3 separate regions of the Homo sapiens genome follow, and regions 2 and 3 are each linked to region 1. Evidence: read pairs that join two places in POLR2A ChIA-PET (ENCODE). Cell type or tissue: OCI-LY7. All regions are shown on one strand. Region 1 overlaps PRDM10 (PR/SET domain 10). Region 2 has its middle 31 kb from the start of PRDM10. Region 3 has its middle 8.3 kb from the start of ST14.

Evidence for each region. ChIA-PET counts read pairs that join two places held together with the same protein. Peaks named below come from ENCODE experiments on the same cell type or tissue, not always from the same donor. Only the 100,000 strongest peaks of a DNase experiment are listed, where the experiment ranks them.
Region 2: POLR2A ChIA-PET joins it to region 1 with 7 read pairs; 2 of 35 experiments call an interaction of 5 or more read pairs at or near these places.
Region 3: POLR2A ChIA-PET joins it to region 1 with 5 read pairs; 1 of 35 experiments calls an interaction of 5 or more read pairs at or near these places.

The regions. Positions count from the first base shown.
Region 1 is chr11:129,945,048-129,950,047 of GRCh38, forward strand. It overlaps PRDM10 (PR/SET domain 10), which reads right to left. Exons shown (of 21, transcript NM_199437.2): 5 at 2,098-2,323. Among named protein-coding and RNA genes, the nearest start is that of NFRKB, 52 kb to the left of the region's middle. In OCI-LY7, a CTCF peak has its summit at 2,623; DNase peaks (open chromatin) are centred at 1,404, 2,014 and 2,664; H3K4me3 peaks cover 3,815 bases; H3K27ac peaks cover 5,000 bases.
Region 2 is chr11:130,031,029-130,036,028 of GRCh38, forward strand. It overlaps the pseudogene ELOBP2. Among named protein-coding and RNA genes, the nearest start is that of PRDM10, 31 kb to the left of the region's middle. In OCI-LY7, no CTCF peak of the experiment used is centred here; no DNase peak of the experiment used is centred here.
Region 3 is chr11:130,148,951-130,153,950 of GRCh38, forward strand. No RefSeq gene overlaps it. Among named protein-coding and RNA genes, the nearest start is that of ST14, 8.3 kb to the right of the region's middle. In OCI-LY7, no CTCF peak of the experiment used is centred here; DNase peaks (open chromatin) are centred at 1,928, 2,532, 4,491 and 4,980; H3K4me3 peaks cover 2,142 bases; H3K27ac peaks cover 3,887 bases.

The sequences.
Region 1 (5,000 bases):
TTCCTCAGTGTGACTTGATGTGAGGTAAAAAATTCTGACCCGAAAAATCCCCGTCTGCATTTTCAAGCCAAAATTCAATGAACTCCTAATGGCGCTACCCATTCAACGGTAATACATTCTCTCTGGGAGACCAGTAAAAATCCTGTAATTCTCCTCTAAAATCAGACAGAATTTGCTTATGCCTGCCAAAAACAACTAGCAGGCCATGACTGACTTCTTTGCTGGAGAGTCCTTTGAATAGTGGCCACTAAATTTACAAATCAATTACAACATGTCTGAAGAGTAAAAAGAGCGTATCAGGCTAAATGTTGCACTATCTGATGAGACAAAATAGGTGAATTTTATAGTATGCCCATTATCTCAATAAAACTATTCCGGGGCCGGGGAGGAACCCTGACAATACTATTGAATCAATTTTCTCAAAGGGAGTTACAGAAGTCTTATATCTCAGCCTAACTCAAACGGAAAAAGGGTTGTGCGGTCTGAGAGTTCAGTGCATACTGTCTGATTAGATAATGCTAAAATGAACAAATTTAGAATCCCTTCCTTCATTCACTGGGATGACACAACATTTTCCGCCCATTCCAAGAGCACTCGGTTTGCACCAGTCCGGCCACACGCCCTGCCTCTTTGCCAGGAGCACCCACCTGTAAGCTAACCGCCAGAACGAGACAGGTACAGCCCCAAAACGGAGGAGAGCAAATGGACCACACAGGCCATGCCCACAACCCTTAACACACTTAACATGCTTTACCTTACTCCAGCTGCATGGTGACCTGGTTTAGGAAATAGTTATTTTTAATTTCTACAATTCTCAAATAACAGAGCTACTTTGTATTAATATTTTAAAGATAAAGTGATTTTCTGTGCATTTGACTTAGGAGTTGCCTCAAAAATGTAAGAATTTTTCCCAGGTGCAGTGGCTCAGCCTGTAATCCCAGCACTTTGGGAGGCTGAGGTGGGCGGATCACTTGAGGTCAGGAGTTCGAGACCAGTCTCGCCAACATGGTGAAACTCCATCTCTACTAAAAATACAAAAAAAAAAAATTAGCTGGGCGTGGTGGTGCACATCTGTAGTCCCAACTACTCTACTCCGGAGGCTGAGGCTTGAGAATTGCTTGAACCTGGGAGGCAGAGGGCTGCAGTGAACCGAGCTTGAACCACTGCACTCCAGCTTGGGAGACAGACCAAGACCCTGTCTCAAAATTAAAGAAAAAAAAACAAAAACAAACAAAAAGAAAAGAAAAGAAAACGTATGAATTCAAGGAAAACCAAAACGAGCAAGTTCTCTGTTGAACTGGGATTAGATGTGGAGCTTGAACACTGGGCCCAAGCAGACAGATTTTACCACCACCACACAGAAGGACCAGGAGAAACAGGATGAAACCACAAAGCTCTGAAGAGCCTCAGTAATGCAAATCAATGAGTAAGCACTTTGCCACATAAGCAAGAAAATCCACAGAAAGAAACTGATGGTTTCTTGGTGGTGGAATGTGAACCCCCAGCAAGCAGTAGGGTGGGGTGGCTGATCAAGGGCGCTGCCGAGGGGCCAGACTGCCTGAACTGGAGTCCTGACCCTCAAATTATTGGCACAGCCCTGGGAAAGCTACCCACCTCATGGTAGGGCCATGGAGGGCATAAAGGAGGTAGTAGACTCAGGGCACTCACGCCTGGGATAGAACAGCATTCTTAAAAGGCTATCATGGAAGAGGCAAAGCAGCAAGGCAAACTTGTTAAAGCTGAAGTGGCTGAAGAGCGCAGGATCGGGCAAATCTACCATGGTGGTTTGGTAGCTGAAGCTCTGGTGTGAGAGACCTGGGCTTGGCTGCCTGATGCCCCTTCGTCCCTGTGTGACCCCCAGCGAGCTTCCCAATCTTCTGAGCTTGTTTACTCATCAGTAAATCAGAAAACGAAGGAGAGTGTCCCTCAAAGGGCTGCAGTGAAGGCCAGGTGGGATGAAGCAAGCAGAGAATGTAGCACAGTTGGCTGCACACGGAAGGACCTGACGCACGGGAGCTATGTTCACACACACGCACACGTACACAGACACACAAGATGGACACAGCTTCCCTGGGGGAGACCCGTGCCCACACTTACACAAGTCGTGTGGGTCGAAGGGCCGGGGCGGGTCTGGCTCCCAGTCATCCAGATCCGTGTCCTCACCGTCTTCTTCCTCATCTTCCTCAGTGTCCTCGTCCTCATCCTCATCCTCTTCCTCTTTGGCCTCCAGTCTGCCTAGAGGGGTCTGCAGAGTTGCCAAAGGGTCGGACCCATCTACACTCTCGATGGAAGGCAGCACCTGGTTATGAACTGGCAATGAGGCCTGGGCAAAAGTTGAAGGCACAGAGTAAGCAGACATGGACACCTGCTTTTGGTTCGCTGGTGCCTGCTGGCACAAACAGGGCGCAAGGGCTGGCTGAAATCTAGTCTTCCTACCAACTCCTTCCAGGCCCTGGAAAAATGACTTCCATCTACCGGCTGTGAGGAAGAGCTGGCTTCATTTTTGATCTGACTGCTCACAGCCTTTAAGCCTCTGCCCTCCCTCTGCCCCTTCTGTCCCACACCTGGGAGGGCTGCTAAGAAGGCTCAGGTGCTCCCTCCTTTGGCAGCAGTGGGAGAGTCAACACTGGCAAGGCCCTGACCACCTGCGTCCTGACCCCACCCCTAAAACTTAATAAAACCTGGTCTCTTCCTGGCTCATTCAGCCGTTTCACACTGCTTGAGAGGCCTGCCCTGTCTCCCAAGACTTCAAATAGGTAAGCAACAGACCGTTTCGATGTGTGCACATGTGAGGTATCATCAGTTTCCACATCTGAACTAAACCTGGGGTGGGGGTCCCTCTTGCCTTTCCAGAGTAGCCATACCACACTGGAGGGGGTAAATGAGTTGACCTATCCTCAACCACTTGTCTTTTAAAACTAAACACGTCGTGCAACACATGGTTAACAAAGTTCCATAGCTCACAGCTCTCCTTTTAAACAGCTCAGGCAGGCTGAGGTTTTTAAGTAAGAATGAAAGAGATGAGGTGCCTGTTTGTTTCATCATGCTGAAGTCAGTCTCCTGCAAATAAGACACAGTTTGGGTCATGTATTAGGTTAATGCTATCTTATCAAATATCCTGGCAGAAAATAAAAATGGTACCTTAAAAAGTTCTCCTGCCTCCAATCTAAGTGTTATGGGATTATACACTGGCCTAGAATCCCTTTATGCAATCTTGCTCCTCCTGCCCAATTAGCACAAGGTCATACTCAAGCCATGTCCTATTCAATAAATAAAGCAAGTTTTTAAAAATGCCACTCCCTTTATCTTCTCATATGTTGTTTTCCTCACCTAAAATACTCTTTCCTCAGCCACCTTCTAAATCCTACCACATTCCAGTTTCCCAGTGAACCGCCTTTGATGCCTCCAGCCCTCCCTGAGTCTCCTCTGCTCTGAACTCCTGCAGCCCTTGGAGCCATAGAATCCCACTCCACAACAGCACTCAGCATCTGCTTCCACATTTCATGACCTCACCAGGCAGCCTGAATCATTCTGAAATAGTTCTATGACAATTTCTGTGGAGCCCAGATCTTCCACGCTTTGGTTAGGGCCCAGGACTTTCCTCTGGAGGTAGCTAGAATAAGTGTAACCCTTCCGCCACAAGAATCAAATATCTGAAGGCCAAAAAACCCTAATTCATTCAGTCATTTCTCACATGACCAAACTCCCAGCTCCCTAATCATCTTGTTGTCTTCATTTATTTCGCAGTGGATTCCATATTTTTATTAATACAACATCAGGGTGCATTAGTGTTTACGTTGGCCACGTTGCTCTACTGCAGACCCATCCTGAACTTGCAGATAACTAAAATATCTAAGTCCTCTTTTCCCCTCATAGAGTGCTATTAAACCATTTTTCCCCTCATCAGGACTTCAAGAGCTGATTTTTACTTAAATGGGGGATTTTGCATTTATCTCCAGTAAATTTCATTTCACTGCTTTTATCTGTTCTTCCCATCTGCCAAGATCTTTAGACTTCAGATCCAGACATCTCACACATTAACTATCCCCACAGCTTTGCATCCATTGCCAAACACCATCTATTTTGGTGATGAGTATGCGTTTTCACATGAGTCCATCTTGCCTCTCCAACTGCACCTCAGGGAAATAGACTATGGGCTTTGGAGTCAGGCATTTAGAGTAAAATCCTTGCCCCACCCCTTAGCAAGTTACTACACTTCTCTGAACCTCAGTTTCTTTGTCTGTAAAATGGACACAGTAATACATGCCTCAGGTTGTTGTATTAAGTGAAACAATATGTATATAAGGCCAGTAGCAGAGTGTATAGCATTTAGTAACTGCTTAGTATTAATCATTATTATCCTAAGTTCTTTAAGGACCATGATGATATCATATACTTCCTCCTCAAATTTAAAAGATCGCTGAGCATAAAGTAGGTGTTCAATGAAGATTAATTTGTTGAAATATATTTGGCCTTTTGGGAAATAACACCAATCCCTTCAGGCATCTAGAGGAAGTCTTTGCAGTACTCACAGAAACATCCTTTTTCTGCTGTGCATCTTAATCGAAGAACTTATCAAACTCTAAAAAGAGGCTGGGTGTGGCTGGGCATGGTGGCTCATGCCTGTAATCCCAGCACTTTGGGAGGCCAAGGTGCGCAGATCACCTGAGGTCAGGAGTTTGAGACCAGCCTGGCCAACATGGTGAAACCCTGTCTCTACTAAAAATACAAAAAAAAGTAGCTGGGCATGGTAGCGGGTGCCTGTAATCCCAGCTACTCGGGAGCCTGAGGCAGAAGAATCACTTGAACCCAGGAGGCGGAGGTTGCAGTGAGCTGAGATCACGCCATTGCACTCCAGCCTGGGTGACAAGAGCGAAACTCCACCCCCCCACCCCCCAAAAAAAGAGGCCAGGCGTGATGGCTCATGCCTGTAATCCCAGCACTCTCCGAGGTTGAGGCAGGAGGATTGCTTGAGCCCAGGATTTCGAGACCAGCCTGAG
Region 2 (5,000 bases), 86 kb after region 1:
ATTCTACTTCATTTCCACACACGTCAGTCAAATTCAGGCACTCATGACATTACCTCTGGATTATACTCTTGGTATTCTAGTTGTACCTTGAAAGATGAATTGTTTTAGATAGGCAGAGAGAAGGGTGGAGGGCCTAACTGGTGAGGATACCAGAAATTCCATGATTTTCTGGAGGATTAGTGGGAGATAAGGTGGAAAGACAAGTTGAAGCCAGATTGTCAGGGGTTTTCTATAAGTGGCAAAGGGCAGGCCAAGGAATTTGTAGTGCATTTTCTTGTAAAAAGATTAGGCCCCCACTTGCTTTTTTTTCTTTTTTTTTGGTGAAGTCTCACTGTGTCGCCCAGGCTGGAGGGCAGTGGTGCAATCTCAGCTCACTGCAACCTCTGCCTCCCAGGTTCAAGTGATTCTCCTACCTCAGCCTCCCAAGTAGCTGGGACTACAGGTCAGCCTCCTAAGTAGATGGGACTAAAGGCACCTGCCAGCACGCCTGGCTGATTTTTGTATTTTTAGTAGAGATGGGGTTTCACCATGATGGCCAGGCTGATCTCGAACTCCTGACCTCAAAGGATCTGCCCGCCTTGGCCTCCCAAAGTGCTGAGATTACAGGGGTGAGCCACTGAGCCCGGCCCACCTGCTTTCTTTTAAGAAAGCTAATGATATGATGAAAGAAAAGTCCAAATACCCCTCTTTTATTTACTTGGTGGTGTTATTCAGCTTCTCTGGAATTTAGTTTGACTATAACAAAGAAGTTAAAACAAATGTTCTCAAAGATCTATGTCAGTTCTAAAATTCTAAGATCCATGGGAAATCATTGAAATAACAGTATCTAAGCTTGAATTAAGAGCCTCAAATTAATATTAGCTCTGACTTATTCTTCCATTCATTTATTCTTTCTTTCAACAAAGTGAATTTATTTTATGTTCCATACTTTTATATAAGGAACCTTGCTGCTACTTCAAGTCTCATTGGAAGCCAACCTGGATTACCCATAACAATCAGAATAATCTTCCTCAAACATTTCAGGAATCTGTAACAGCAAGTCTTGGCCCACCTTGCTTTCTTTTCTTTTCTTTTTTTTAAGACAGGATCTCACTGTGTCACCCAGGCTGGAGTGCAGTGATGCAATCATAGCTCACCGCGGCATCAAACTCCTGTACCCAAGCAATTGTCCTGCCTCAGCCTCCTGAGTAGCTAGGCCTATAGGCACACAATACCATGCCAGACTAATTTTTTAATTTTTTGTAGAGACAGGGTCCCATTACATTGCCCAAGCTGGTCTCAAACTCCTGGGCTCAAGTGATCCTCCCTCCTCAGCTTCCCAAAGTGCTAGGATGACAGGCATGAGCCACTGCGTCCAGCCCATCCTGCTTTCATCCTTTGTCAACAAACTCAGGTCCCTGCCAACCTCCTCTCTCTCCAGTCTTCTCCATGCTTTCACATCTTACACATGATGCTAGACTCAAAGCCAAGCAGAACATTAATTTAGAAATCAAATGTGACATAATAGTACAAATGGCTTAGTAATAAATATATCATGCTTATTTTTAAAATAGGTTTATTGTTTTTCAATTATATTTGTAGTGTCAATCATAAGAGAAAATAGAGGAAATGTTTTAAAGAAATAAGGAGGTAACAACATCACCATCCAATGTGAAAAACAGTAACTTTCGGGGATATTTCTTTGCAAGATTTTTGGATGGCTTTCAAGTAGTTGTAATCATTTTGAATAGGTAATTTGTTTAACTTAATGTCATAGTACAAACTTTTTCCATGGTTTTTTTTTTTTCAGACTCCCAAATCTCTTTTATTGGGGGTAATGGGCCTCTCGGGGGTCTTCACTGCACAGCTTGTTCATTGGCACTGCTTCCCGACTCCTGGGGCTTCATCACGTCGAGCAGCTCGGGCGGGCTGGAGAACGGCTCGATGCACAGGGCCTCAAAGGCGTCGTGTGCCCGGAAGGCCAGCCCCACTGTGGCTGGGGCCTGCGGCCGTGCCGTTTGGCTGGTGAAGCCACACTCGCCCAGTGTCTTGCCATCATCCAAGAGTTGGTAGTCCTTGTACAGCCGCTGCTCGTCGGGCGGCCGCTTGAGGATTCCCTCCACGACGCGCTTCAGCTCGAACACCGTGCTGGACTCCTTGGCGTCAGTGAAGATGGTGGTCTTGTGGCGCCGGATCACGAGGAACACGTCCATAGCGGTTGCTGCCTCTCCCCTCGCTGCGCCGGCGCGGCCGCGCTCCGCCCCGTTCCCTGCAGCCCGCGCGCCGCCCGGCATGCCCCGCGCGGCCCCGCCTCCCCCAGAGAAGACTCGTTTTTCCATGTTATTGTATTGGCTTTCTATGGAACTATTTTATAGCTACATAATATTGTAAGGTTACCATGAAAGATTTAAGACATACTAAAAGATAAAAAGAATAATGGAATGAACATCCATGTATCCCACAGAGCTTAAGAAATAAAACATTATCAGTGCAGCTGATACCCTCTGTGTAATCCTCATTTGCAGCATCCTCCATCTCTAACATATGTAACGACTTTCTGAAATTTGGTGATTATTCAGCCCATGCATTTCTTTATAGTTTTTTTTTTTTTTTTTTTTTTTTTTGTAGAGACGGAGTCTCACTCTGCAGCCCAGGTTGGAGTGCAGTGGCGTGATCCCAGCTCACTGCAACTTCTGCCTCCTGGGTTCAAGCAATTCTCCTGCCTCAGCCTCCCAAGCAGCTGGGACCAGAGGCGCACACTGCCCCGCCAGCTAATTTATTTTGTATTTTAGTAGAGACGGGGTTTCACCGTGTTGCCCAGGCTGGTCTCGAACTCCCAAACTCAGGCAGTCTGCCTGCCTCACCTCCCAAAGTGCTAGGATTACAGGCGCGAGCCACCACGCCCAGCCTACTCTTTATACTTTTACCACATATGTATGTATTGCTAAGTAATATGTAATATTTGCATGTCTCAAGCTTTATATAATTAGTATCATGAAATGTATAAAGTATTCTACAACTTGCTTTTATTTCCTTCTCAGCATTATGATTATGGAAGTTGTCCATGTTGATTCATATTTGCTCAAATAAATATTTAATAAACATCATATCTATTTATATAAATATATCCTCAAATAAATATATAATAATTTATCTTGTGTTCTCCTACTGTTCAATATTCAGGTGGTTTGCAACCATAAATAATATTTTGACAAATGTCTTTCTGCATAATGTATATTTTTTTTCTCATTTAGGATCATTCCCTAAGTATAGATTCCAGAAGTTAAATTACCAAAAAGCATGAACATTTTTAAGATCCTTGCATATACTTACTGCCACACTGGAGGATTGTACAAACTTTATATTGCCACCAAACATATATCAGTTCCTTGTTTTATCACATACTTAGAAGCTTTGGATGATGTCACTAGTTCTTTCTTTAACTTTGGCTAATTTGCTTAGCAAAAACTGGTATACTCATTTCTGGTGAAGTTGAAATTGAATAACTTTTCCATGTTATCTGTTAATCATATTAACTGCTTTGTCTTTTCATGCCTTTTGCCCATCAGCACTGTTGGAGACAGTGTTTTATCTGAATAGCTTTTTTATGTAACACTGTACTAACTCTTGTCAAATTAGCTACAAATATTTTTCCTAGTTTTTTGTACCTAGTTTAATTTCTAAATAATGTCTATATGTATATAATTAAAGGGTCTGATAAAAATTCTGTTATGTCAACTTGCTTATATGGCTGGCATACATATAATAGCATAGGACAGTATGATTGTTAAATCATTACTATATCATTAAATTTACAAATGCATATGCGAATTTGAAATTGGCTAAATTTTTTGATTCTCTTAATAGTCTTGACTCATCCAATTCCCAGAATAGTGTTGACGGAACTGCTAAATGTTGACCTCCATGATATTTGTAAAGAATAGGCAGCCTTCAATAGTCTACGGAGAGCTTTCATTTATGTTTTCTTTCCTTCATTTATTTTTATGTCCTTCTAAGAAAATAATTAGCAATTCAAGTTTAAATGACCATTAAAGCTTTTCAAATTGCATTTCACTAAATTGTCTAATGTTAGGAAAATTAACACTCAGTTGCTATTTCTTTATGAATTTCTTCTAATTGAGGAACAGCAGTTTGTACAATTTCTTTTCCTTTTTTTTTTCGGTCTATATGGAGTTTCACTCTTGTTGCCCAGGCTGGAGTGCAATGGCGCGATCTCCGCTCACTGCAACCTCTGCCTCCTAGGTTCAAGCAATTCTCCCGCCTCAGCCACCCAAGTAGCTGGGATTACAGGCATGTGCCACCATGTCCAGCTAATTTTGTATTTTTAGTAGAGATGGGGTTTCTCCATGTTGGTCAGGCTGGTCTCGAACTCCTGACCTCAGGTGATCCACCTACCTCAGCCTCCCAAAGTGCTGGGATTACAGGCATGAGCCACTGCGCCCGGCCCATTTGTACAACTTCAAAATAAAGATTTGACCTTTAAAAACATTCAAGACATAGGTTGAGTGAATCAGTGAGTCTACTCTGAGAAGAAGAATAAAAATAGGTAGTCATTTATTCACCATTCTCACACCTCCTCTGCTATGAAGAGTGTCCTAGGACTTAGAAGTCTCCTTTGAAGGCTTATGGAATTAATATAGCTGTTAGCAGGTCAAAGCAACTCTCAATCTAACAAGAAATATTTATTGAACACTTGTTCTATGTCCAGGCCTGAGGCAGATGCTGAAAAATACAGGAAGAATGAATAGCAGTCCTTCTAGAAAGAGCAGAAAGGGGAAGAGAATGGTGAAAAACAAAGCTGTAGGTCGGCAAGCCAGGTTATATAATGATCTTTCATGATCTGGTAAAGAATATGGACTTTGTTTCATAGCGATCGACAGCCTTAAAATATTTTTTCTTTTATTTTGCCCATCCCGTAGACCAATAGGCATCTTTAAAATACATGAACATGTTTGGTATCACCTTTGTTATATCTGCAACACCATGAATCTAATCAAATA
Region 3 (5,000 bases), 200 kb after region 1:
TTACGCTCTCCTGTATCTTATTTTTGTAATCGTGTTTTAGTACTTTGAAATAAAGCAATTAGAAAATCTGGTTCGAAGGTCAGTTTGTTGCAATACTATATTTAATGGCTATCAAAACTGAAAGAGTTCTTGATTGTGGTGATAATTTCACAGGTGTAGATATGTGTCAAAACTTACCAGATTGGACACTTTCAATATGTGCAGTCAATTATACCTCAATCAAGCTGCTTTTAGTTTAGTTTTGTTTTCTGCTGTGTGTGTGTGTGTGTGTGTGACGGAGTCTCGCTCTGTCGCCCAGGCTGGCTCACTGCAGCCTCCGCCTCCTGGGTTCAAGAGATTCTCCTGCCTCAGCCTCCCTCGTGGCTGAGACTACAGGTGCCCACCACCACACCTGGCTAATTTTTGTACTTTTGGTAGAGATGGGGTTTCCGCATGTTGGCCAGGCTGGTCTCAAACTTCTGATCTCAAGTGATCCACTTGCCTCAACCTCCCAAAGTGCTGGGACTACAGGCGTGAGCCATTGCTCCTGGCAAGAAAAAAAAATATTTGTATTTCGTGAGCAGAAAAATCTACGTATATTACACTATGAGTGGAGCTACATTAGAAACATCTGTGCTTTCATCCAAACCTCCCATACTCTAAAGGTGGTTTTTTACTTGTTTCTTCAAATCTGTGTATCTTCTAACAGTATTTACTGACAGAAGAATGGACTATAGTGTTGCCATATCCTTTTCTGTGGTTTTTGTTTGTTTGTTTTGAGACGGAGTCTCACTCTGTCGCCCAGGCTGGAGTGCAGTAGCGCGATCTCGGCTCACCGCAACCTCTGCCTCCCAGGTTCAAGCAATTCTTCTGCCTCAGCCTCCCGAGTAGCTGGGACAACAGGCACCCACCATCACGCCTAGCTAATTTTTATATTTTTAGTGGAGACGGGGGTTTCACCATATTGGCCAGGCTGGTCTCAAACTCCTGACCTCGTGATCTGTCTGCCTCGGCCTCCCAAAGTGCTGGGATTACAGGCGTGAGCCACTGTGCCCAGCCTTCTGTGTATTATTTCAGCCACTTTTCCTGTGGCAAGAAAAAGTGATTCCACCATGGTTTATGGCTTTTTGCTTTTAGCATTTAATGAAGAAATCTCAAGCTGTGCATTTATCATTTCTTAATGAAACTTTGTAAATTACTAAATCGAGTATTGCATGACTTTAAGCACTGAAGAGATTGTAGTGGCTTGTCTTCATGTACTGGGCATTTAAAGTTTAAGTCTCATTAATCACATTGGCCTCATAATATTAGTTAATACCTCAAGACCCAACATACATTTACAGTGAAGAATATCACTATTAATAGTAAATGTAAATCCATGGTCTTAATAATTGAAACTGTTTGGGGAATGACTTCTTAGATGGTAAATGTTTTCAGCTGATGACTGAGCTCAGAATGTAAACAAGGGAATCAGCGGACTTTGATTTTAATGAAACCTGTGTATACCCCACGCGACACCCTGGGCCAGGGAGCAGGCTGGGCCAGAACTACACATATTAGATGGAAGGAGGGATGAACTTGGATGTGCTGATGATGTGGACAGGGCAGAGGAAGTCAGAGAAACACAGAGCATCAAACAAGTGGCCCACAGTGAAATGCATTTCCAGAACACACTCCCAGACTCGACTCACATTTCCGTGCATCTGCATTTACCCAGTTTAGGGACACTCCAGTGTCTCTTGAACAACCCTCTTAGATTTGGAGACTTTCCATCTTTTGAGTCCTGCCTACCTCAGGCAGAAACCAGAACTCTCCTTCTCAGCTCCCTTGTAGGTAGGGCACAGACATGTAACTTAGGATCTAATGAGATGCACTCACAAGAGACTTACTCAAGAGGCCACAAAGAAAGGACGCAGGCACTGCAGTGAGCCCACTTTCTGGTGGGATGCAGGTGGAAGCGTCCTGCTCCTGGGACGGCAGCGGCACTGGTGAGTGGGTCTGGGCTCAGGGGATGAGCTCTGATGGTATCAGCTTGGGCGGGAGCAGTGGGGCTGTCCCTGCAGCCTTGTGGTGTGTCTGGGGCCTTGTTTCTGGCTCTGTTTCCTCCTCTCTCAGCTCTCTGGCCCTCCTAGACATTCTGTGAACCGCCTAACAATTTTAAAATAATTTCCTTTTTTTCCCCTCAAATTAGCTATTCTATTGTTCGTGAGCTGCAAGTTGACAAAAATTCCACTAAGGGCCAACTCACTGAACTCTAATGGGAAAGTTGTACCTGTTGCCTTCATTTGATAAAGGAGACAGAGTTTTTTTTAAAAAAAGTGATGTGAGAACAAGAATTATCAGTGTGAAAAAGAAAATACAGATCTCAGCTCGAATAAGTCAGTACTCTGTGGTCCTAAATTAGAATTGGGAGAATCAATATGAACATGATGGGTGTTTTATCTCTTTCACAAAGTTCTGGCTTTGTCTACCAAAAGCCCCAGAAACAAAGACCAGCTAGAAATGAACATCCCCTTAGAGGATCACTTTTCACTAAAAGCTATTAGGTTGTCTTAAAGAAACAGCTGATTGCATGTGTGGGCAGGAAAAGTACAAGTTGAAACTGCAACATCATACCAGAAAATAAACAAAAAATCAAAGATGACAAGAATTGGGTCAAAAGGACTCAGAGCTGACTTAAAGAAGGTCCCAATGGCCAAAGAGGGTACACTTTGAACATCAGTAAGAATAAAAACAGCAATGAACCCAGACATATCAAATATGTTTGATACCAAGAGTTCATAATAATACAAAAACAAGCAAAAAACAAGTGGTTTGTGAAAGCAGTTTGTGAAACCCCGTCTCCACTAAAAATACAAAAATTAGCCAGGCGTGATGGTGGGTGCCTGTTGTCCCAGCTACTCGGGAGGCTAAGGCAGGAGAATCCCTTAAACCCAGGAAGTGGAGGTTGCAGTGAGCAGAGTTAGTGCCATTGCACTCCAACCTGGGCGACAGAGCAAGACTCCATCTGAAAATGAATAAATAAACAAATACATAGAGACTCGGGCATTTATCCTTCCTTTCCTATACAAACCTTACCACTGGGTAACCAAATAGATGATGAGAAATTTCACTTTCTAGAAGTATTCCAGAAAGTAAATAAGCAAGGAATGAAACATTGAAATCTTGCCGTTACCATTTCCTCACAAATTTAGAATTCAAGCACAGAACTCACAATATGAAACAACCAGACACGTCACCTGTTGAAGAACACACCAGCCCCTGTGAAGTCATCTTCCCTCCCGAAAAAGCAAAGCTTTATCTGCTGGCGCCTCTGGATATGACAGTTTGCGGGGAATACAAAGGACAAGGAACCCATGAGATAGACTACACTATGAGAACACAATCAGCAAAATCCTGACTGCAGGAAAGTCTCCAGAACAAATGATCTGGTTTCTTCAGTAAATAAACTGTAAAGGATGGTGAAAAAGATGAAGTGGGAACCTAAAAATTAAAAGTGACCAGTTGGGCATGGTGGCTCATGCCTGTAATCCCAGCACTTTGGGAGGCTGAAGCGGGTGGATCACTTGAGGTCAGGAGTTCGAGACCAGCCTGGCCAACATAGTGAAACCCATCTCTACTAAAATACAAAAATTAGCCAGGTGTGGTGGCATGTGCCTGTAATACCAGCTACTCAGGAGGCTGAGGCAGGAGAATTGCTTGAACCCAGGGGGCAGAGGTTGCAGTGAGCTGAGATTGTGCCATTGCACTCCAGCTTGGGTGATAGAGCCAAACTCCATCTCAAAATAAAATAAATAAAATAAAATAAAATAAAATAAAATTTAAATTTAAATTGGCCAGTCACGGTGGCTCACACCTGTAATCCCAGCACTTTGGGAGGCTTAGGCGGGCGAATCACGAGGTCAGAAGTTCGAGACCAGCCTGGCCAGCATGGTGAAATCCCGTCTCTACTAAAAATACAAAAAATTAGCCAGGTATGGTGGCGGGCGCATGTAATCCCAGCTACTTGGGAGGCTGAGGCAGGATAATTGCTTGAACCCGGGAGGTGGAGGTTGCAGTGAGCTGAGGTTGTACCACTGCGCTCCAGCCTGGGTGACAGAGCGAAACTCCATCGCAAAAAAAAAAAAAAAAAAAATTAAAATTAAAATGACCTAAAAGACATTGAAAACAAAAAGCAGGCAGAAAGTAAACTATGGTGCAAAGAGAGTCAAGCCTGGATTGTAAAACCATATAAAGAAAAACAAGGAGATGGGCATGGTGGCTCACACCTATAATCCCAGCGCTTTGAGAGGCTGAGGCGAGAGGATTGCTTGAGCCCAGGAGTTCAAGACCAGCCTGGGCCACATGGCCAGACCCCTTACCACAGGGAGAAAAAAATCTTTCTATACAAGATGGCCAAAAAAAACCCCAAAAAGTTAGCTGGGCGTGGTGGCGCACACCTGTGGTCCCAGTAACTCTGGAGGCTGAGGTGGGAGCACTGCTTGAGCCTGAGAGGTCGAGGCTGCATTGAGCCCGTGACTGTGCCATTGCACTCCAGCCTGGGCAACAGAGAGAGACCATCTCAAAAAACAAACAAACAGCCGGGTGCGGTGGCTCATGCCTGTAATCCCACCCAGCACTTTGAGAGGCCGAGGTGGGCCGATCACGAGGTCAGGAGATCGAGACCATCCTGGCTAACACGGTGAAACCCCGTCTCTACTAAAAATACAAAAAATTAGCCATGCGTGGTGGCAGGTGCCTGTAGTCCCAGCTACTCAGGAGGCTGAGGCAGGAGAATGGTGTGAACCTGGGAGGCGGAGCTTGCAGTGAGCCGAGATCGCGCCACTGCACTCAAGCCTGGGTGACAGAGCAAGACTCTGTCTCAAAACAAACAAACAAACAAAGCAAAACAAAAAACCAAGAAAGTAACCACCATCCATGTCAGTAGAGTGGTCACTCTTACTGGGGAGAGGAGGGATTGTTTTGGGAATGGGCCCATGGAGGGCTTGGCATGAGGGTTGGCAAGGTTCTATCTCTTCTCA